Linked DNA regions of Mus musculus: region 1 is linked to region 2. A link is a loop called in an ENCODE intact Hi-C map of the cell type or tissue named here. Cell type or tissue: left cerebral cortex. All regions are shown on one strand. Links, peaks and the distances in the headings refer to the core of each region. The heading gives the core; the rest is flanking DNA. Region 1 holds the start of Klf15 (Kruppel-like factor 15). Region 2 has its middle 15 kb from the start of Aldh1l1.

Region 1 (11,951 bases), core at 2,139-10,138, 72 kb after region 2:
AGCGAAGGGGTTGGTGGGGGACTCTCCAAAGCTTGGAATCATCCCAACACACCGTGATGTGTAAGTGTGACCTGTCACTACCACCAACCATCTTCATTGCCATCTCATTCCATCCTGGCCAGATCCAGAGTCTCTGTGGGTCCATCTTCCCTCCTGACTGCAGTAAGGTATCTCTGCCCATCCCACAGCCTCTGGGTGGAAGACTGGCCATGCACAGGGAATTGCAAACCTTCTAAGCACAACCCCAGGCTTCTCTGATATCCAAGAAGATCCTAAGGAGCTCACACAATAACACAACCAGCCCTTTCCTGAGGCTGATGCTGCACAGGGACCTTGATCAGCATACCACGTCCCTAGTCTTGCTGAGTGGTTCTGCCTGAACAACGAATCTAGTGCAAGGCTCAGGGTCAGAGCTAAGGCCGTCCTTGGACACCTTGTGCTTCCTGGAGCAGCAATATGGTGGCAAGGACCTGTCTCCCAGCCCTCATCCTTGACAACATCTCATAGCCCGCAGCTCTGGCCTGGCCCCTTGCCCTCTGGAGATGCCACTTAAATAGGCAGCGCTGGTCAGAGTTCAGGGCAAGCAAGCCTCAGAGTTAGGACTGTTGGATAAGGCTATTCAGTGGCTTGCCCATAAGTCCCTGTGCGTGTGCACACCTGCCAGTTCCTAGGCAGGACACCTTTGGGGTTCTTCTTCAGAGTTTGACTGTGGGAAAGTGGAAGTTCACTTCATGAAAAGAGGGCACAGTGAGGACCCCCACACTAGCTCAGGGCTCCAGGAAACAAAAAGGGCCAGACAGGAAACCAGGGCCCCTGTCCCATTGCCCCCTCCAAACAGGGACTACTGCTCTTCCCTTGCTCAGTAAACACCCTTACCCCCAGGCCTCTCTGTCTGGGCTTTTCTTGCTCTACAACCCACCCACTTATTATCCCACAGACCTACACTGCATCTACTCACTAAAACAGGTGGCTCAGAGAGGTGGAGACCGCAGGTCTAGGGAGCCCAGCATTTGAAAAGTTGTGAGAAGACAGTGATGCCTCCCAGGAAGGGCCTCCACAACCCAAGACACTGCTGGGGGAAAGTTCCTTTTCTGACCAATTTGGAGTTGGAAGGGAAGTTCTGCCACTGTCATCCCTCCATGTTCAGTCTCAGCAGGGCAGCACCTGCCCTGGGGCCAGCACCACCAACTCAGAACCAAAGCCTGGCTCACAACACCACCTCTGTGACCTGGTATGACCCACACCAGGTACAAGACACATATGATCACACAATACATAAGCAGGTGTGCCCATACACAGCAGGCATCCATTCAAGTGATCTAGCTCTATGAGTCCTCAGCAGACACAGATGAACCACATCAGACAGAGATAGACAGGCACACACATACACTAACACTGCTGGCACACATCCTAGCTATGAAGGCCATATCACCCTAAATATGCAGGCCACCGGCCTCCTAAAGATAATGAGCAGCATTCAGAGGCCAGGCCAGGGTGACTGCAGGGTTCCATGGTCCCTGGCACCACATCTGGCCATCTGAGGCTCCTCTCCCTGAAGTGCTGGGCACCCTTTTGCCTGGAACATAAGTCTGAGGTATTCTGCCATCTTTGACCCCCTCATAGCCCAGCCATCTATCCTTCCTTCCAGTTGTCCTCCATGGCTTTCCAAACATACCTCCTTGTCCCCAGGAAGAAACAAAGCAAAGCTGAGCCCACACCCGTGAGCAGTTCTTGTCCCCGGGCTGGAGGGAAGTGTCATTTTCTAGTTCAAGTCTTGGGGCTCACAGTCCACTCAAGAGTGCTACGGCCTGGGTGGTTCTTAGCCAGTCAGTTTCCATGTACCTGACCAAAACTGTCATGGGTGTGATGGTAGTACTTACCTGGAGGTGCTGTAAGGCCTGCATGAGCCTCTGGCCTGTGCCCATGTGCCACCAAACTCAGCTGCCCCTTTGTTGCGTTTCCTTCCACTTCAGCCTAGCCCCTCATCTTCCTTCCATCCCAGCCTGAGAGATTCCACACAGCTCAAGCCTCAGCAAAACTTACCTGGTCTTTAAAGAGACCAGAGACCAGGTGGCTTCCAGATTTAGTCTCCAAGTGGGACAACAACTGTCATCTCTGATCCTGTCCCCTGCCCATCCCTTGCTCCTTTCCTAATCCACCTCATCTAATGGAGAAAGGGACCTTGTCATACACTCGGGGGAGCAGAGATGAACCTACTTGCTTGTGCCCAGCCTATCCAAAAAAATACTGACCTCCAGCCGCAGCCTGGCCAGGTGCAGGCAAAGGGCTTCTCGCCTGTGTGCCGACGCAGGTGGGCCTTGAGGTGGCTGCTCTTGGTGTACATCTTGCTGCAGCCTGGGAAAGTGCATTTGTGCATTTTGAGAAGTTCTGCTGCTGGGTTCTTGGGAAACTTCTGGCCCACAAGGAGGCCAGCAGGGCCGGGCCCTAGGGATCCTGAGCCAATAGGTTTGGCGGCAATGGGCACAGGCGCAATTCGCACAAACTTTGAGGGCAGGTTCAAGTTGGAGGATGGTACCACTTGAGGCAGGAGTGCAAAGGTCTGCCCCTGGATGTTGACTAGAAGCTGGGCGACCTTGACGCTCTCTGGGGCCTGCCCTGGGGAGGCTGGCCCTGTACCTGCCTCCTGCTTCACAGCAACAGGCTGGATCTGCAGTAGCACCGGCACGGGGCCATCATGTGCTGGCCCCTCACCTGCACTTTGGGCACCACCCCCACTCGTGCCACCTGGTGGTGGGGTACAGCGCTCTCTCCCAGCAGACTCTGGATGAAGGTGGCTCCGGTGTGACCCAGCTGAGAGCTGGCTACAGGTCTCCAGGTCCCTGCTACCGTTCTCTGGGGCCTCCTTGACCTCAGCCTCCATGTTCTCTTCCAGGAATTCTTCAATCTCCTCCAGGGTAGGCTGGAAGGGCCTGGAGACGTCATCAGTGTCCCCTGACAGAAATTCAGGGAAGCAGAAATGTTCCTCCTTCACAGGCACAGAGGCTCTCCTCCATGATCCCCAGGTCACAGGGCCACTGCTATCTCCAATACCTCCACTGCCACCACCACTGCCCAGTGTGGCCCGGGACAGGAGGAAATCCAAGATGCTGCCCTGGGCCTCAGGGCCTGGACCCGCACTGTAGCAGGAACAGAAGGCTTGCGAGTCAGGGCTGGCACAAGAGCAGGGGCTGGAGACATCGCTGTCATCCTCCGAGATGGGCGAGGGCAACATGTGGTATGGCTGCCGGCTGGCCAGCCTGTCCCCTAGGTAACCCACTGAGCATTTCGGTGACGAGAAGGTCTCGTCCACTGGAAGCAGGTGGTCCACCATGCTGGCCTGGCCGAGCCTGTGGTGACTGCAGAGAGGGAACAAGGGAGGCCAGGTTAGAAGGACTGCTTACCAGTGCCTTGCAGCCCTCACCCTCGGCTGCCTGCCCAAGGCCTCCTGTGGCCAAATGTCCAGATCCTGCTTCCATCCCAAGGGAGAATGGGGCCGGCGAGTATGTTTTCAAAAGTTGCATCACCCTATTTGCAAAAGAGCCCTCCCTCTCCAGGCCCGTTGCACAATCCAGGGCACTTCTGGTTTCAAACATTTTCCAGAATGATCCTGGAAAAGAATAAGACAAGGAACGCTCTTGTCCGCGAACAGCTGAGGCCACGAGGAGAGAGGGAGCCAGAGAGGGGAGGCCCTGAAAGTCGCCAGCCCCTGGACTCTGCTTCCTACCTTGAGTCAGAGAGGGGGTGAGAAAGGAAAAGGCCATTTGCATTCTGAGCTCAAGGTATTGGGGCTTCTGTAGGGTTTCCAGATTAAGCAAATAAAAACAGGCTGCTTGTTCGATGTTGACTTTAGATGTTCAAAAATGAACATCTGTGGATGTGAGCATGGTGTCCCCAGGACTGGAAGGGATGGGACACACATCTGTCTGGGCTGCCCATGCTTTAATCAGGTAGCCATACTTTAGAAAAAGATTAAAGACCATTTAAGTGCCTGCCTGCCTATGTGGTGTTTCTCCACAGTCTAGTTCTCAGACCTTTATCAAGAGTCGAGAGCCACCGTTCTCCATGACTGGGAAAAGTCTCACATACTTGAGCAAAAACCTCCTTCCACCATAACATCTAACACCTTCCTGCCATAATGAGCAAGGTCCAGCCCCTGGCTGTGAGTCCATAGAAGGTCAGAGAGCCCAGGTGTGGGTAACCTCCTTGAACCCTATAGCCGTTGGGAAGGATGGGGGTGACATTCGCCCTTGGCCAACGCATGAGAGCAGAGCCTCCTGTTCTGCCTCCCCAGCCCAGCTCTCCTGTCTGGGACACTCACCGACTTGGGGGGCTCAGCAGATGCCTGTGTCCCTTCTTGGCAGCACACTCTCCTGGGTCCCCAACACTCAGCACCACACCAGGTATCCAAGAGGGGCTCAGAGAGCGGGGATCGGAAGGAAAAGGGAAAGCTGTGTCCTCTGAAGCCAAAGGCCATACTAGGTCTGGTATCCAAGAAGAGTCAACAGTCTCTGGCTGTGATGGGGCCACCTCTCTGGACTTTTGTCCCGCCCAGTGACCATGTCTGCCTGTGTGATTATCAAACTGATGGGGAGGATGCTCAGGCTGCATCCTGTCCACCTGACTTCAGGTCCACTCTACAGCCTAGCACCCGGTACTGACCAGCTGCCGAAAAGCCAGTCATCCCGCTACCGTGTGCCTTAGTCTCCCCAACTGTTCTATGTCTCTGTGCTCCATAAGTTTCTCTCTTGCTGTAGAGAACAGAGGCAAGATCTGAGACCAAAGGTAATCTTGCCAAGAGGCAATCTGAGTTTAAATACTCAGTTTAGGATTTAAAACTGGGAATGTGTTCTAAAATACACTCTTTACCAAAGCAGGGTCTGGGAGGGTATGAAGCGCCAGAAGGGCAGAGCCCACCCATTCCATTCTCCCAACCCCATCTCATCCACCCTACAGCTATCAGCTGTGCAACCTCAGGCAAATGGCATAACTTCTCTGTGTACACATCTGGGTACTGCTGGTACCATCTGGCTCCTAGTCACTGCACACTCAGTGAACTCATGTATACTGAGCACTTACTAATGTCTGAACGGTCACACAAATGCAGGGAACATGGTGTCCCAGGACCCAGAAAAGGACCACCTAAGATCTCCTGCAATGAGATGTGACTGGAGACGGACACACTACAACACTGAGCGATCAGTCGATCGGTCACACGCTTTCAAAGGAGATTGTGGTATCGATTTTTGAACCGATAGAAACGGAGGTCTGATATGAAAGTGAGCAGCAATTTGGGTGGGCATAGTGACTCATGCCTATAATCATGGCACTCAGGAGGCTGAGGCCAGAGAATCATAAATTCAAAGGCAACCACGTGGGATCCCACTGAAACACAGAAGGAGGGAGAGGGAGAACAGGTAAGAAAGTAGGGTGACAAAATAGAATTACATCGGAAGGAGCCCCTCCCCCCAAAATGTTTCAGATTCTTCCAGGACTCAGAGTACTAGGGCCCTGCCCGCGCCCAAACTGCCCCTCTAACTGTTCCAGGCCTGGATCACCCTACTGAGCCCTGGCTTTGGCGCCAATGGCCCCCTTTGTGGAAGTCCTGGCTCTCTTAGCATTCCAGATGGGAGCTCATTATTTAAATCTCAACTCAGAAGCCACTCCCACCTTGGACAAGCCACCAGGATTATATTCTTCACGGTCAGGTATCACTGTGAAAACTGTCTTGTATGCTCAAGCCCCACCAGAATACAAGCAGTCTTGACTGTTCACTACAGGGCTAGATCTAGAGTCAAAACCAGACCTAGCCTTTGCTGAATGTTTCCAGAATCCAGGAGTAAATGCAGGAGTGGAGTGGCCCTAACCGGTTATAACACAGGATCTTAAAACAGTGCTGAGCAACCCTGGGGACACTGAAGTACTGAAGGCCCAGGGGATCCAGGACTTCCTGGACCCAGGACTTGAAAGCCCAAGTGCCAGCGATCAAGCCGGTCCCAGAAAAACAGCAGCACGTGGCGTAGCCAGAGGCGCAGGCTGCGTGCAGGGGGAGGGGGCACCCTGTTCTGGGCACGGTCCCCGGCAGGCCGCTGGACTCCGCCCCCTCTCTTAGCCGGCCAGGCCTGCTGTTTATCCTCCCGGGGACACAGCGGCTGTAGGAACAACATGTAATTGATAACAAGCCGAGAGCCGGCCAAGGGCTAGCCATTGGGTCAGCGTGCAAATCACGGGGGTGGCGAATGGGGGCCGGTCTTCAAAATAAGAGTCTTCTCCCTGAGGAGTCCGAAGGCCCCAAAGTTACTGCCATTCTCGCACCTGTAGGGCGGCGGGGACTCCCCATGGTCGGGGGCAATATCTGAAGGACTCAGTCAAACATTTGAGATTTCACCTTCCCATACCGTGGTAGCAAACCTCCCCTGTGCCCTCCAGGGGAGAATGTTTCCAAGAGGGATGACCTGCCCCCTGCGGCTGCTACCCTCAGCGGTCCCTCCGGTAATGTTTGTTCAGAGGGGCCTGAGGACTCTGCGTGGGGATACGGAACATAAGCGCACGCTGCGGGTACGCGCAAATGGGTGTGAGTTTGTGTCGTGTGATTGCGTGTGCTGGGCGCAGTGCAGCCGTGCGGGTGTCCGCCAGGTGCCCGCGCGTGGGTGCCCACCCGTGGGTGTGAAGTACGTGGGAAGGAGGTGGCTCGGACTCTGGCGCACAGCTTCGGAGAGTACCTTACCCTCCGCCCAGTGACCCCCTTCGCGTCCCCTCTTAGGCCACCGCAACAGTGACCGACAGTAACCTCTCCGCCCCTTGGTCTCCAGGCCCCGCCATATGGGAGCGCAGGTCCAGGAGTGCCACGGACGCGCGTGGGCTCCGCGGGCAGAAGCTGCGCACACCGGATTTGCCCTTTGCAGGCCCGGCGCGCTCACGGGGGTCCCCGCATTTCCGGGGTCCCCTCATTTCCCGGGCCTCCGCGCGTGGTTCCTACAGCGCGCGCCAGGGGACGGCCCGTGATCCCCAAGGGAGGACCCACGCGGCCGCGGTACATCGCGCGTCTCCCACCTGGACTCCGCGTCGCCTGGCGCGGCCTCGCGCGTGCGGCCCGGCTCCGTATGCGGCCGCGCGTCCAGCGCTCCTGGCCGCAGCCCGCACTCCCTGCGGCCGAGCTGGGCGCTCGCCGCTCGCCGCTCTCCCCGCTCTCCGGCCGCTCACGTGACGCCGCGGGCGCCGCGAAGGCTCGCAGGAGGCTCGGCCTCGGGCGCGCGCCCCATTGGCTAGCGCCGCGCGTCACGCGCCCCCGCCCCGCCTCGGCCGCACCCTCCCGCTGCCCACGCGCTCTCCGGTCTCTTCGTGGATCTGCACTGGGTCCTCCGATGCGCACGTGAGACGGGTTCTAGAATCCACTGAAAGCCCGCAGAGTCCCGAAGTGCAGACCACGTGGGACCTCGGGAGCGGAATCGTCCCTGCAACCCCCTCCGCATTCCTAACAAGGCCCGATCTAGTAGGGACCGTGTCTAAAGGGACCAATTGTAAAAATACATCTGGTCTTTCCTCCAGCGGTCATGGTTACTCACGGGAATGGACGCTCACTGCGCTACCCTAGACTTCTGCGACTGACAAACTGCGGAGGTTTGCTGACCACCACCAGTGGCGGCACCTCCCCAAAGACTGCAGGGTGCTTCTGATCTGCAGAGGGAGTTCCAGATTGCAGTCCCAAGCCATCATAGACAGCTTTTGCACCGGTTTAATGAGGAAAGTGAAGCCCAAGAAAACACGTGAGCAGAGAGTGCTGGGTACCCTGCTGTGCACTTTAGCCTACACTGCCTGGCTTCAAACCCGGGCGGCGTGAAAAAACCCGCTGAGAGCGAGCGTGGGCCTTCTTAGCCAAGCAGATAGAGGGCCAGGCACAGCCAGGTCTGTCTTGTCTTTCCCCTGCTTCTTAATACCCAGGACATTTGGACAGACCTTCCTTCCTGGCGCTTCCTACCTGACACTGCGAGGTGGCCAGCCTTTCCCCTTGCTTCTCCAAGCCGTCCCTGTTGGGGCCAGGATTTTTAGCCAGATCCCTTAAATAAGGATCTGAGGATTCTCCAGGTGAGTGCCCATGATCCAGCAGTTAAACTGAGTCTTAGCCAGAGCACGGAAGGAGTCTGTGCTTAGCACAAGATGGTCATCAACGTTCTGATTGATCATAGGCCCAGTCTGAGTCTTCCCCAGTATTCTACAGCCAGTGAATAGCTAGCCAGGGCTAGCACGCAGAGCAGGTGGGGTTGGCTAGTCCATAAAGTTGATTGATCCTATCTTGTCAAGGGAGGGCAGGGTCAGGCTGGGCCAGCACACTTCTCCATAGCCCTGCCTACCCTGGGCTCTGCATTCCTCACACTCTGTCTGTCCAATGTCTCCCACCCCCAGGGAGAAGTGCAGTCAAAGATCAGAAGCTTGAAAGCAACAGTGTAGCTGAGCGGCCTCAGTCCACAGGGAAGATGCCCCAGCTGTCTAGAAGCCATGGCCAACCTAGGACATTCTGCCTAAACCTGAGTCACATTAGGCATCCTTGCTTCAGAACCTTCCCAGGGCTCCCAGCTCACTCACAGGAAGTATATATAACCCCATTCTCTCAGCCTTCCTCAGTCTCTTTTGGGTCCCTTTGTTCCATGACCTCTCTTTCTCAGGTTAACCTGCCAGGCGCAAGCTCAGGACCTTTGTACATGCTGTTTGTCTGAGTATGATTCCCTTCCCAACATTCCCATGGCTCCCTCCTTCACTCAAGTGGCATCTTCAAGGGAGCCTGCATTTGCCCCCTGCTCCCTGCTGCATCCCCCACCCCCCATTTTCCTATCCAGTTTAACAGTTCTGGAGACTTACTATTTTCTAATGTATTAGAAGTTTTTATTTTATTCTGTAAACTCTTGTCTCCTACGGAGAATGTAAGTGGCATAGCAGAAATTTCTATGTGTTCCCAGCCCAGGACTAGAATTTGCATCCCCAGCATCATGTAAAGGTCAGGTAGGTCTTGAAGCTGTCTGTAATTTTAGGACACAGAGGGCAGAGGAGGCAGGATTCCTAGAGCAAGCTGCCCGCTGGACCAGCTGAAATCTGTGAGCTCTGGGTTTGGCAAGAGACCCTGCCTTGATGAATTTAGTGGAGAGAGGTGGGAAGAGTCACCAAATCTTAGCTTCAGGCTTCCACATGCATATATCCACATATGATGTGTGCCCACATATACAAACATGCATGCTCACACCACACACAGAGAAAAGAATTAAATAGGCTTCCAGGGACTTACCCCCTAAACAGGAGATAGTTGGTTCCTGGGGAAATCAGAACAATTTTCTTGTAAGAAGCATAAAAACTCCCACAGAACCTTCCAGAGTTTGCCTTCATGTCTGCTGTGCTCCCTCTCTGCTTCACCAGCAAGGTCTGATCATCCATGCATTCTCAGACAGCAGTCATATAAATCCTAAGCCAGCTTTAGCTCCCACCATAGCCTAGATACCTCTGCATGTGCATCACACTCCAGGGCCAGGATCAGCCTCAGTGCAAGGCATTCCTGTTGACTGAGGGAAGAGGGCACTCGATCCTGACCACCTGAAGGCTCCCATGAGCAGCAACACACTCATTTCCCACCATCTAGACAGAAAAACAACCCAGTGTAGCAGGAAGGACTTATGCACTGTTTTTCAGTCATAGCTAGGCACCAGGGCATCCGACTTGCAAGGCAGACTCTCCCTTGTGCTACATTTCCACTCTTACTAAAGAGGAGGAAAAGAAAACCAGGTGGTAGGTGTAAGCTCTTTGATGCACAAGTGGCTAGGCCTGGACCCCAAGACGTCTCTAACGCTGGTGGCTGGCATTTCCAGTCCCTTGAGGTAGGAAGAGAGGCCAAGCCCCACCCTATATAATAAAAATGCCCAAGGTCAGGCCACAAAATGCCTCTAATCCCAGGACACTCTAGAAAGCTTCACTCACAAGAAACACTGTACAAAGCCTGCCCTCCGCTCAGTATTTTTGCCGATTCTTTCTCACCCAGGCAGAGGTAGCTACCCTCCTGCATCTTTCCCAATAAATCTGTTGTTCGAGGTTTGTTGTGTGGTGTGACTTTGTGGCGTTCTAAAGCTTCCAACTCCCAGGATACCTTTCCCCTCAGAGCTGTAACACAGTAGGAACTCTTCAAGGGAGGCCTCAGTGGGGGCAGAAATATCAGCAGCAGAAACATCCCAGAAAAAGCCATCTGTCCAAAGAAATGCTAGCATTGAATGCCTAGTCTCTGGGAGCCTTGTAAATGTCTAGAACAATATTTTGGTACCCGAGGGATTTGTATTTCTGTACATTTGCAGGTTTTTGTTGTTTGTTTGTTTGTTTGAAACAAAGCATTGCTGTGGATCCCAGGCTGGTCTTGAACTCACAATGCTTCCAGAGTGCTCAAAACACACCAGGGTCTAATTGTGTTCTCATTTTTAAAAGCTTAATTTAAAAAATATTTCCATTTATTTATGTGTGTGAGTGTTCTTTAGGTGCACCCCACGTATGCAGTGCTGGAAGAGGCCAGAAAGGAGCGTTCAGATCCTTGGAACTGAAGTTACAGATGGTTGGGAGGTGGGTGCTGGGAATCGAAGCTAGGTCCTCTGCAAGAATAGCCAATGCTTTTAAACTCTGAGCCATCTTTCTAGCCTCATATATTTTAATTTTAAATATCCTTCTAATACAAAGACTTAGATTGCATTTTAAAAGAAATAAAATGAATATAAATTATTTGAGTAAATAGGCTTTGCCTGTAAAACCATCTGGTACTGGGTCCTTTTGGGGGTGGGGGTTGATATTTTTCCTACCAGATATCACACATTTAATCAAGATACATTTGATTTTAGATTCCGTCTCTCTTTTTTATTCCTGCTTTGGAATGGCTGCACCTTCCCTCCCCTTAATAGTTGCTATTGAATCTAGGGCATCATACATTCAAGGTAAGCGCTCTACTACTGGGCCCCTGCCTCAAAGGTAACCGAAAAACATGTCTTTCTCATCGTCAGGGGCATATTCTTTTATTATTTCCCTCTTTCCTGAGATATGCTCCTGGGTGGGTCCCTCCTGTTCAGCCCTCTACTCAGATGTCGCTTTAGCTCATGGCTTTCTCAGTCACCTCGTCTGAAACCGTGTCTGTGCTGCTCTCTGATCTCTGGCCTTGATTCATCTTATTTCACAGTTCTGGTTTTTTATTTTTCCTTTTTTACTCATGTGTTATTGTCTATCTCTTCCACAAGCCAACTAGCTCTAGAGATCATGGATTTGGACTGGAGCTAGGGATCTTGCCTAACTTGTACTAGGGCCTGGGTCTGATCTCCCAGCACAGCACGCGTGTTCACACACACACACACACACACACACACACACACACACACTCACAGGTCATAAAATAAAGGACATGCATTTTGTATCGACATTCTCTCAGTTAACTTAGCTTCATATCCTCTCCTATGCCCATGACCCAGCTCCAGATATACCCTGAGACCTGCAGCACCCCAAGCTGCTGACCATGAGGCCCTCATCCTGCTGGCACGTTGTCTAGCTTCTTCCCACAGAGGCAGGCTTTGAAGCCATGCAGGTGGGCTCAGCAAGAGTCCCGTGGGGTGCTGGCTGGGGCTTGTCCTGTGTGGGCTGTCTGACTCCTGGCAGCTCCCTTAGTTATAGCTTGAACAAGCATGATGCTGCAAGCCCGGACTGAGGCATCGCAGGCACGACTTCCCGAGACCTTCCTCCTTGGCTTGCACACGTGGGCCTCTTCTCCCTGGGTACCTGAATACCCTTCCCTGTGTTTATCTGTGTCCTGATCTCTTCTCATAAGGATTCCATCCCAGGGACTTCATCTTGATTTAACTCCATCTTTGAAGGCCCTGTCTGCAGAATACAGGCTTTCTGGAGGACTGGAGTTTAGCACCATGACATAAGCATTGGGAGAGACATCACTC
Region 2 (11,951 bases), core at 2,465-10,464:
CCTCTCAGTTACATGTCATTCATGAGGATGACTGTTCCCGTGGAGCTCTTTCTATGAGTGCCAGTCACCCTTCAGCTCCTTCCTCACGGTGGCTTTCCTAACTGTTCCTCTCAGAGTGTATGACCCTTTCCTTCACTAGTCTGTGTTCAGGCCCACCCACCATCTCTGATTAGATGAGCAAACCTACCCTACAGGTAGAGATGGCTCCTTCTGCCCACTCCATCTTCTACAGAGATGAGAGATGCTGAAAGGGACTGGCCAGCTTCTCATGAGACTGATCCCACAGAAAGCTGTTACTTAGATAAAGGCCTCTACACAGATGTCGTCCATAGTCAGAATGAGGTCCTATTAGACAGTCCAGTCAGCCATCTCTACTTGGACTTGTCCCAGAGCTGCAGGGCTGGTGACTCAGTGCCCTTTATGTGCCGTATTATCCTGACCACCAGAGCTCCACAGGCATGCCCTGTCTCTTTCTTGAGTCCCATGAGGCATTAACATATTTATTTTGTATGTGGGGTAGTGATGGGGGAGACATTTGCAACCCCAAGTGCCCAACTGCATTCCCACATCTCCCTGGAAACCCTTCTTTGTTCTCCATAGTCTGCCAGCGGCTCTGAGAAGATCCCTTCAGGGCTGAAGCATTTGAGAAGTCAGGGCCAATGCTGAGAATTCTCTAACTCCCTCTCTCCAATGCACAGACAGACGGTGGAGTCACAGAGTATTGCAATGGGCGATCCGTTGCTTGGAAGGGCACTGTCCTGGAGAGCCAGGACCTGAGATTTAGAGCAGGAGGGAAACAAGCCCCTGAGGTATTGAATCCCTGGGTTATGTCACTCAGTTTGTTCTGGCCTCTCCTGACTGAGGGGACCTGGATATAGGGCCTGAGTAAAAAAGCCAGGCAGACAGCTCTTCAGACTTCTACTTCTCCTCAGCAAAGGGAGTTCCGGGGAGAACAAAGGCAGCCATGGAGGCACATGGACGGGAGTCCCCATGTGTCCTGTGGCTGTTTATGAGCTGCCTGATTCAGGATTCTCCCTCCAGTGGCAGATCCCAGGAAGGGACATTTGTTAGTTCACCTTGGTCTCCACATCACCAAGGCCTGTCTGCAGGAAGATGGACTCAGTCACTCTGCAGATAGGTACATGACCCCAAACACCTCCTGGGTCCCAGCAACTTGTAATGCTCCCACTTGTACCCAACCCTGAAGACTGGCAGACAGGATCCAGTCAGGTAAGGGCAGGGCAACTTACCCCTGGTAGGTCCTGCTGGCCTGGGAAGCTGGGGCTCAGCTGAGAAGGGAGGAAGGGAGAGGAGAGCAGCAGGCTCTGGTTTCCAGCCCTGGCTAGGCTCTGGTAGCCCAAGTTGAGCAACCACTAGCGTGTACCCACTGTGTTGTATCAAAGTCCCTGGGCTCTTCTGTTGTGTGCCTAAGGCAGTTCCAGGAAGGGTAGCTGTGGGAACATATCCCTGTGTGGGAATCTATAGGTTCCCCCTGGAACCCATGCTGTGGGCTTATGGAATGTCATTACTGGTCAGATGGCACAAGCCAGTGAAGTCACCCTCCCATGAAGCACTGCTCCCAGGCACAAAGCTGGTAGTTGGTGTAGGAAGTTAGTTCCCTGTGAGTGTGGGCACCTGAAGGGATCACTCTTGTTGTCACTATCACCACGCTGTGGCAGAAAGCCATCGAACTCAGCCACCATTGAAACAAGCCACCACTGTGGAAGCAGTGGGCCTCCTGTATTCATTGCTTATTCCCCTTCAGCCCATACCAGTACATCCTGCATGCCATGGTCCTGAAAAGCTGACTGGGACAATGCAGGAACTGAGAATGGGCAGACACGTACGGAAAAGCTGGGATGGGGTGGGCCGTGCTTGCTGTGGTGGGGCCCAGTGAAGCAGCATTAGGTAGTTCCATACGGAGGTCTCTGCTGGGGAGCAGTCTCAGGTGGCAGTCCTGAAGGAGGAAGCTGCTGTTGCTCATCTTTGCACCCGATGGTCAATAATTTGTAAACCCTGATTCTTGGATCAGAGGGAGACTTTTCGATCCCTCAGAGCAGAGTCTCACTTGGGGAAGGCTTTGCCACTCTGCTGGGTCTGAGGCAATGGGTCCTTGATATGGCTCTGCCCTTGCCAGCAACACACACTTGCTCAGGAATTCACACATACCCATCCCCCCCCCCCCCCCCCCGGCTCCCTCACTACAAATGCATGCCTAGGTCTCCTCCATCCTAAAAAAAAATCCTTTCTTTAATTTTTGTCTCACTAGAATTTGTACATGGTGAGCACATGGAAGTTTTCCCTAGAGACAAGTGTGACCTATAGATAGCGTCTCCCTTCCAAAGGCTGAGGTACCTTTGCCTTGGCCAATGCCACTCATGAATGCAATGATCTACTAGCCTCTGTAGAGGAAGGGGGTGGTTAGAAACTCTTGCCAGGCCAGTCAGGACCGTGCTACCCCAGGGCTGCTAGGTTCTCCTGGGAAGTCATCAGCCCGTGTGGCCTGGGCACTCAGAGCATACAGGCTTGGCAGAGCTGCCCACTGTCAGCTGTTCTCATGAACAGAGTTGGGGCAACTCACTCACTTGGCATTGCCGTGGTTCTCCACTGTTGCTGCCATTGGCACGTACTTGAGTCTCCTTTAGAGATTCCCCAGACCAGCCACCTTTGCCTCTGTTTTATATCAAGTGCAGTGTGCAGTGAGGTTGTGGTGGCAAAGGAGAACATGTCCAGTCCTTCAAAAGCAGAACCACATTGTCAACTTTGCTGGAAATCTCCCAGGACACAAGGTCTACCAGTGAGCTCATTGCGGAACCTCTCCCAGCTTCCCTGGAGGCCTGTACCAGGAACTGGATGTACCCAAGGAGTTGATGCTGTTTCCGGACAATTGTGTTATCATGAATCTATACTCATTTGGTTTAAAGAATGGTTGCTAGGACATACAAGCAACTCCTGTATATACTGGTACCCCATCAATGTTCTTTGGTCTTATTGTGACTTAAGCGTGCCTGCTGCTTCTCTAAAGGAGGGCTACACATCTCTGCTCTGAGGACACCAGATCTTGGCTAGTAGATTGTGGCTTTGTGCAGTTTCTTTAGATATCTACTCTTGCTTTTTAAACATGGTGGTAAAAGCCCATAGGGAGAACTGCGCACACTTGCTCTTCTGTGGGTTGCTTATATGGTGGCAGTCAAAGGCTGCTGGGGCCGCCAGTTAACTGGAACTGACTGGAGGCCTTAAAGTGGCTGAGCTACTATCACTGGGAACCTCAGAAAACTCCTCATTGAGCCACTGTTGGGAGACCCTGGCAGGAGCTATGACCTCTTATATCCTGGCCTCAGAATGACACTTCTGTCTTGATCCCTTGGCAAGGCAAGTCAATAAGGCTAAGACCAAGAAACAAGGTAGGAGGGACTGGAGGAACATGGAGAGGGGGCAGCACCAGAGGAGATGCTGGTGTTGCATATGTGCAGTAGCTACACACCCACTAAAAACAAAGGCAAGATGAGAAGACGACATGGCGGTTCATCTTAGCTGTCCTTAACAGATGAGTCGCTAACACAGTCACAGCACTCGTCATGCTGTTGCCTTTACTACTGTGATTTGGAACCAAAACTGCAGTGTGGTAGAGGTCAAGCCCACACGTGTTTGGCTTTCATAAAACCTTGGCTAGGTCTTGTTTTTAAAATAATTTCATTGCCAAAAAAATTTCCATTCTAACCCTAGTGTCCCCTAAACTCACAATTCCCATCAAATCATGACCTACTGAGAATGCTCTTTAAGGCTCTGGTCGGCTTGCTTGTGCACATTAGTCCTTTGTTCACTCGTTCACTCACAGCAAGGCCAGAGGCATTTCCAGATATGGCCAAAGCCTTACTAGGATGTTGGAGAAAGATGGGAGGGGACATCCTGCCTCAGGCACAGCACCCTGTCAGGTGAGCTACAGTGGGCACACTCGGCAGTTCTGGCCACTAGAGGGAGCCCGGGGCTCGCTGCCGGGTTCTGCGTGCTACTGGCCTGCCTTGGTAGCAGAGACTTCTGATCCAGTGCTCTGTGCCTCTCTGTACCTGTGCCTGGCTGCTTAACTCCACTGCACCCCACTACTTCTTATCTGTTGCAGGAGGGGGGTAGGGGAGGGGAGGGAGAGATGGGGGGAGGAAGCAGGAGAGGGGGAAGAGAGGGAGAAGGGAGAGGGAGAGAGTGAGAGAGAGGGAAAGAGAGAGAGGATGAGAGAGAGAATCAGATTTGCCTTAGGCATGGTAGGCAAGCTAAGTGAGAATTTGCATCTCATACCGGAGTCCTCCATTTTATTGCATATTTTTATGTACCATAGGTGTAATTAAGACTCCTTTAAATCAGGTTACTGAGTTTTTGAATTTGTGCACTTCATTGCTGAACCTGGGAAACAATCCATGTGACATAAACAGAAGGGAACTGCAATCCACATCACAGCCCACTCCCAGGTTCTTACAGTGTTCTCTCGGGGCAGCTGTGAAGCAAGGCTTATGCAGATCTCCGAGTCTCCAAGCTCCTGGTTACCTGGAGTTTCTCTTTGGGTAGCTTAAAACATCCTAGGTCAAGTGGTACCACCTGGATTTCTCAGAAGCTTTGGGGGCAGAGGCAGGGGGATTGTGAATTTGAGGGCAGCCTGGGCTCTGAGGACACAGTCTTTCCATGTATCACCGCAGGATACCTCCAGCAGTGTCTCCCCTCCGAGCACTTCTGTGGACTTCCAGTCCTTGTGTTTGGAGGCTGAGTGGGATACTTACTCCCTCCCCAGTGCCTGGCTCCTAACCTTCCATCTGAGCTCCATACATTGTCTATGTCCACCTTAAACCTTGTTCTGGTGGTGGGATCATACATCCAACCACACACCTGGCCATGCCATCGGGGGATCTGATTGGCATCTCACAGTTTTAGCCTATTGAGAACACGATTCTCCATCCTTGTAGCCTTAACCCTGTGGTTCCCACCTCCCCTGTTAAGGCAGTATTTATTCCTTGGTCCTCAGCGGGGCAGAGACCATACTTAGCCTGGCACTAGTTTCTTCTGCACAGCTCATTGCTCCACACACAGCTTACACTGCTGTGCTATGGTAACTGATGTCCCCAAATCTCAGAGACTCTGAACAAATGTTTCCATCTGCTTTTATTTCTGTGGCCCTCAGCACAGCTGGTCTCTGTCCATGTCTTCTTCATGCCAGAGGCAGAGCCAAAGCATCCGGCCTAATAAAGCTGGCAGGTCATGGCTGGAGGGAAGAGCAGTGACAACTCTGACAGCCCCTTAGGGTTTAGCTTCCTCTGTGACAGTGAAGACCCAGCCCAGGTGGGGCTCTTCATAGATGTGTGCATAATATTGATAACAGTCGCTGGCCACAGCAGCTTCTCTATGGATGTAGGATCGCATGGCTTATGAGGGTCAAAAAGACGTACCATCAAGGGGTGCTGTCTTAGTTACTTTTAAATTGTTGTGACAAGACACAGTACCAAGGCAACTGAGGGAAGAAAGGCTTTGTTGGCAGAGGGCAAGTTCATGGCCACTGTGGCAGGAAACATGGCAATAGGTAGGCAGGAATGATGCTGGAGCAGTAGCTGAGAGCTTACATGTTGAGACCACAACCATCAGACAGACAGACAGACAGACAGACAGTGCTAACTGGGAATAGTGTGCGTTTTTAAAACTTTAATAGTTCCACTAACTGGCGACCAAGCATTCAAACGCATGAGCCTGTTGAGAGGCCACTCCCATTCAAAACCACACAATGTAAGTACACAACTGGGAAATATCAAAGAAGGGCTGGAGAGGTGGCTCAGTGGTTAGGAGCATTTGCCACTTTTGCTGTGGACTGGGCTTGATTCCCAAGACACACATGGTAGCTCACAACTGTCTGTGACTATAATCCTAGGGGACCCAAGACCTTCTTCTGGCTTCTACAGGTACTTGGCACCCACAAGGTACACAGACATATATGCAGGCAAACAAACACCCATATACATTAAAGAAAAAAACTAGAAAATGGGGACCACATTACCTGTAGCCCAGGCAAGTCCCTAGGAGGCAAGGCTGAGGGCACAGCTATGGTGAGAGAAAGGGGTCATAAAAAACAGACATACCCACAAAAGTTCACCTCGAATTCCTACCCACAAAGTCTTCATTTAAAAGCCCAGAGTTCACCACAAAGTATCACAGCTGTGCATAGCTCTCTAGGCCTCCAGGACAGGCTACTATGCTTAAAAAGAAATCAGTGAAAATTCCAGATCTTTCTTGCATGAAAAGAGCAGAGAGTAGAATACATGTTCCCGTTCATTCCGGTTTGTATTGCTGTAATAGTGTCAGAATCACAAAAGCCTGTGCAAGCTCCTCTGGGGGCACAGGAGGGCCAGGTAGTAGGGGCTCTAAAGTTTTCAAAGCTTTTTTTTTTTTTTCATCTTGAGGTTTGAAGCATGTGAGTGTATTGCTTGATCCCTCACAGGGACCATGCTGAGCACACCTCCTCAGACTTCGAGTTTGCAGCAAGGAACAGCCCCCACGACAACAGCACACCTCCTCAGCTGTCCTCTGCCATTTCTGTGGCCCTGCAGAGCAAACCCTCTGCCCCCCCCCCACCGCCACCACACACACACACACACACACACACACACACACACACACACACACACACACACATACTCACACTGGTCTGAGATCATCAGCCCCACAGATCTTGGCAGAAACAAGCTGCAGGTCTAATTTGTATGGCAGAGGCATCCTGCTCCCTGGCCATGGTCCTGGCATGGCAACTCTCCCAGGAAAGCAGAGAACAAGGAGCTTTGTCCTGTCACCGATGGGGACACAAAGGCCCGGAAACATGGGCTGACTATAAGGAGGGGGGCACCTGTGTGGCCATTTGGCCTGCTGGGGACCCCTGCCTGTTGCCAAGGAGCCTATGGCCTCTTACCTCCCTGGACCCTGGACCACAAGCCCCAGGGTGCAGAGAGCTTTTGCTTTGCAGCCAAATGCCCGCAGTCTTGACTCAAAAGACCTGTCTCCAAGGAAATGGGCCTTCCTGTCCATGTCCAATGTCTAAAGGGGACAGAAGGGGTAGTCCTGTGGTTCTGGAAGGATCCTACAGTATCATCACCATTTATAAGCACAAGGGTGCAGAGGAGGGGCTAGGTGTCACCATCTCCCACCCAGAAACCGTGTTTCAAAAGACGGTGACGTGTGAGACTTGCACATACATTTGCCGTCACGGCTGGGTGGAGACATCAAACATAAAGGGCCCTGCTCCCAGTCACTTGCTGCTCATCCTGCCACCCAAGGACTACAGGCTGGAGTGGAGGATGTATGTTCTTTGGGTGTGGCCACTGTGCTGATCTCTCTGTCTGTTGACTTACTCATTGCAAAGGTAAGCCAGACATCTGCCCCTCCTGTGCCCAGGGACACTTGCCTAGCTGTTACCACTAATGCCACAAGACAATCCCCTTAAGCCCACGAGCTCTGTGCTGCACATGCATCTCTTCAGAGCCATCCTCGGAGCCTCTGTCTCTCTGTCTGTCTGTCTGTCTGTCTGTCTGTCTGTCTGTCTGTCTGTCTGTGTCTCTCTGTCTCTGTCTGTCTCTCTGTCTCTCTCTGTCTCTGTCTCTCTCTCCCTGTGGGTGCTGGCAGCCAGACCCAGGCCTTCTGAGAGAGCAACACCCACTCCTAACCTCTGAGCCATCTCTATGGCCCTCACAGTTAACATTTCCAGCAGGATGTGTCTATTGGCAATGAATTTCCTCAGCTTTTATCGGACAGAATCTTTCTCCTTTACTTCTAAAAAAAATTTTTGTTTTATGTACAGTTCAAGTCACTGGCTTTGCTTTCAAGTGTTTTAAATTTTTACCCACTCTCTTATTTATTTTATTTACTGAAAGGTTTATTTTTTAACTATGTGTATGTTGTCTGCATTTGTATGAGTATATACCACTCAAGCACAGTGGAACAATGTGGAGGCCAGAATGGGGTATTAGATCTCCCTGGTGCTAGAGTTTCAGGCAGTTGTGTGAGGCCAGACATGACTGCTGGGACCTCTGAAAGAACCATTCAGGTATTAACCACTGAGCCATCTGGCCATCTCATCAGCCCCCTACCCCTACTCTCTCCTTGCTCACTTTGTCTCTGGCAGAAAAATTAAAGGTATTCAAAGGTACCCTTGTGAAGTAGTTTCTTCAGAGTCCTTCTAGATTTTCTCTCTGATTCTCTGCTAAAATATGCTCATCTAACCTGTGTTCTTTTTTCTCTTCAGTTACAGAGCTTCTGTTGTTGACCTTTGACCGCATCCAGTCTGTGTTCTACCCACTGAGGACATCCATATTTAATGTCTTTACATTTTTATCTTCTTGCTCAGAGTTAAGATCTGCATCACATTGCTCCTTCTCCTGACTGCCGCCTGCTGTCTTCCATAGGAATCGCAATATATTCAGTCTGGTCTGCCTCCCTGTCCAGTCACCTGAATCATGTCCTGCCTGGGTCCCCCCCCCCCTTTTTTTTCCTTGATACTGCAGACTATGGCTTTTCCTTTTAGGATATTTTGAAACTTTTTGCTGAAAGCCAGACCTGAGGCATTGGTTGACAGGAGTGGTGTTTGGTGTTAAATGCTATGTAAACTTAGCTGGGAATGGAGCCGTGTTTAACACTGTGTAATGTCTTAGGGCTCCTATCACTGTGAAGAGACACCATGATCACGGCAACTTTTTTTTTGTTTTTGTTTTTGTTTTTGTTTTTTCGAAACAGGGTTTCTCTGTATAGCCCTGGCTGTCCTGGAACTCACTATGTAGACGAGGCTGGCCTCGAACTCAGAAATTCGCCTGCCTCTGCCTCCCGAGTGCTGGGATTAAAGGCATGTGCCACCACGCCCGGTTTCATGGCAACTCTTATAAAAACAAAACATTTAATTGGGGCTGGCTTACAGGTTCAGAGGTTTAGTCCATTATCATCATGGAGGAAACCATGGATGCCTGCAGGCAGACATGGTGCTGGAAAGGCAGCTGAGAGGTCTACAATTGGATCTGCTCAGTAGGAAGAGAGCGTGACACAGTCTAGCTTGAGTTTCTGAAACTTCAAAGCCCAGCGATACACTTTCTTCAACAAGGCCACACCTGTTCCAATAAGGCCGCACCCATAATAGTGACACTCCCTGTGGCTAGAGGGGGCCATTTTCATTCAAACCACCACTCTGACAATGCCTGTAGCTTCAAAGTCCATTGTCTCTCTCTCTTTCTCTCTGGACATCTTGACAGTGGTAGCCTTGGCTGTCCTGGAACTCACTGTGTAGACCGGGTTGGTCTTGAACTCACAGAGATCCTCCTGCCTCTGCCCTCAAGTGCTGGGAGTAAAGGTGTGTTCCACCATGCCCTACTCTACTCTATTCTTTTTTTTTTTTTTTTTTTTTTTTTGGTTTTTCGAGACAGGGTTTCTCTGTATAGTCTTGGCTGTCCTGGAACTCACTTTGTAGACCAGGCTGGCCTCGAACTCAGAGATCCACCTGCCTCTGCCTCCCAAGTGCTGGGATTAAAGGCGTGTGCCACCACCGCCCGGCTACTCTATTCTTTTGATTCTTCTGTCATCTTTGTGTTTCTCTGAGAAAATTTCACAACTATGTCTAATTTAGTGAAGTATATGTATGGGTGGGAACTATGCCATGTGAGGGGTATTAGGAGGTCAGAGGTCAGTTTGTGGGCATCAGTTCTCTCTTTCCACCGAGTGGATCCTGGGTATAGAACTTAGGTCATCAAACTTGGCAACAAGCACCTTTGTCCACTGAGGTGCCCCCCTGCCCCCCCCCCAAGCAATTCTGAAAGAGAGTCTTTCTCTTGCAGATCTTTCAACTGTAACCCCTGAACCCAGGCTGGAGCATGCTTAATATAGGGAGAGGATCTGTCTCCTGAGAAGGGTATTCTTGGGTTGTGGCCATGAGAGATCATTCTGAAAAAAAACCTCTGCCCTCTCTCCAGCTTAGGTGAAACACAAAGCCAGATTTAGGGGCTGGAAGGCTGGCTTCATTTTGCACCAGACAACAATCTGGCAAAGTCCTGGCAGTGTTGGCTTCCATTATGGAGACGGCACTAAGAGGGTTTATAAATGGGTACTATTTTCCTCCCTCTGACAGAGGCACAAGACAGTGTTTGTTTTGTTGAGACAGGGTCTCTTTTGTAGCCCAGATGCCTTGAACTTGTGTTCAGCCGTTGGCTCCAAAGCCCTGGATGTATAGGCCTTTGCAACCATGCCAGGCCACAAGGTAAACATTTTTATGGCTCTTCACCATGGAAAACAGTGGGCTTCCTGGACATCAAACTGTGGGGATTTTACCCTTGACTGTGACTTGGAGCATCCTGCTTTCAATTCCAGTGAGACACCAGAATGTTATGTGATTCCAATGGTCCACAGCACCCCACCCCCACCCCCAGCTAAGCTGGCCCTGGCTATTTTTGCTGGTCCATGGTCTCCACCCTAGGTTTCTGTTTCTCTTTCCCAGAACTGCAGTAACAGAATGCTGCAAATCAGGGCGCTGAAAGCAGAAATGCATGTACTTGCAACCCTTGCAGGTTGGAAGCTCACCGATTGCCAGTCTCACTGCTTCTGAGTCATTGGGGGGGAGGGGGGGGGAGATCCTGCATCTTGGCTGGCCCTGGCTTGCAGTTGTGAACACCTGGGCTCTGCTTCCATTGTCACATGGAAACCACCACCCTCGATCCCTCACCCCCAGCTCTGTCCCATGTCTCTTCTCTACCCAAAAGGACACTCTTCATCCTGGGTGGAAGACCCAGATCTGCTTCAACGTGACCTCATCATCAGTGATTTAAGTAATTCTATACTCAGTACTGTTCTTTCCCACAAGGCCCTGGGCTGAGGTGCTGGGGACTAGTTCCTTTAGCATAACCTTGGGGGAGGGGCATTGCTAACTCTGTAGAACTCCTTAGCCACCAGTGTCTACAGACTTGGGAGCCATGCCTGACCCTCTTGCCCACACCCTCAGTTCTTAGAGAGCCGGATGAAAACTTAATGTTGTTCAGTTTTGCTCATTGTAGGATGCAGGTGATGACCTCTGAACTCTTTGTTCATGGAAGCAGAAGATGGATGCCAATTGTTGAGTTTACAGGGGATTTAACTCCTTCTTTTATAGACTCTTGGGTCCTGGGTGGAATCAGCATGGAAGGCCCCCTGGGTAGCACAAGCCACTTCCACACTTGACACCTGCTGTCTGTCACTGATGCTGGTTCTTTTATCAAGCACATTTATGGATGGCTAGACTTGGTCCAGCTACTCTGCACATAGCACTGGGTCCTTGCTGTGGTGCTACACACTCTGGCATTTACACAGCGTAGGCTAAGCACAGGGTGGTAGGGTGTGATGCTCAAGGAAAGGAAATGAACTAGGTCGTGGCAGCACACACTATTGATCCCAGTGCTGAGAAGGCTGAGGCAGGAGGATCTGAGTTCAAGGCCAACCTAATCTACAGAGTGAGAGAAACCATGTCTGGAAAAACAAACAACAAACAGAAAAACAACAACAACCAATAGACTTTAAAAATTGTTTCAAAGGGGTCTGGAGAGATGATGGCTCAGTGATTAAGAGCACTGACTGCTCTTCCAAAGGTCCTAAATTCAATTCCCAGCAACCACATGGTGGCTCACAACCATCTGTAATGGGATCCAGTGCCCTCTTCTGGTGTGTCTGAAGACATTGACAGTGTATTTACATTAAATAAATAAATAAATAAATAAATCTTTTAAAAAATTGTTTCAAAGGTAAAGAAAAATCATGATTATTGTTAAAACCATCACTATTCCAGAAAAAAAAATTGTCATATAAACTACAGGAGAGGATCTCCCTGTATCATCAAACTGTGCTTATTAACTCACTGGTGTGAACTTTGCCTGACTGACAAAGCTAGACAGTAAAAAAAAGTAAGTCTGGAAGCTAAGAAAGGC

What was found. A loop is a pair of places that touch in the nucleus more often than their neighbours do. Peaks named below come from ENCODE experiments on the same cell type or tissue, not always from the same donor. Only the 100,000 strongest peaks of a DNase experiment are listed, where the experiment ranks them.
Region 1: a loop joins it to region 2, with 5 times the contacts of the local background. A loop is called at or near these places in 6 of 42 quality-filtered maps.

Annotation. Positions count from the first base shown.
Region 1 is chr6:90,457,825-90,469,775 of GRCm38, reverse strand. Klf15 (Kruppel-like factor 15) reads right to left here and starts at 7,200. Exons shown (of 3, transcript NM_023184.4): 1 at 7,051-7,200; 2 at 2,253-3,356. The coding sequence starts at 3,331. In left cerebral cortex, for the core only: a CTCF peak has its summit at 6,569; DNase peaks (open chromatin) are centred at 5,594, 6,118, 6,600 and 7,297; H3K4me3 peaks cover 2,818 bases; H3K27ac peaks cover 4,160 bases.
Region 2 is chr6:90,530,172-90,542,122 of GRCm38, reverse strand. No RefSeq gene overlaps it. Among named protein-coding and RNA genes, the nearest start is that of Aldh1l1, 15 kb to the left of the region's middle. In left cerebral cortex, for the core only: CTCF peaks have their summits at 3,967 (motif pointing right) and 8,401; DNase peaks (open chromatin) are centred at 3,968, 6,821, 8,404 and 10,087; H3K27ac peaks cover 399 bases.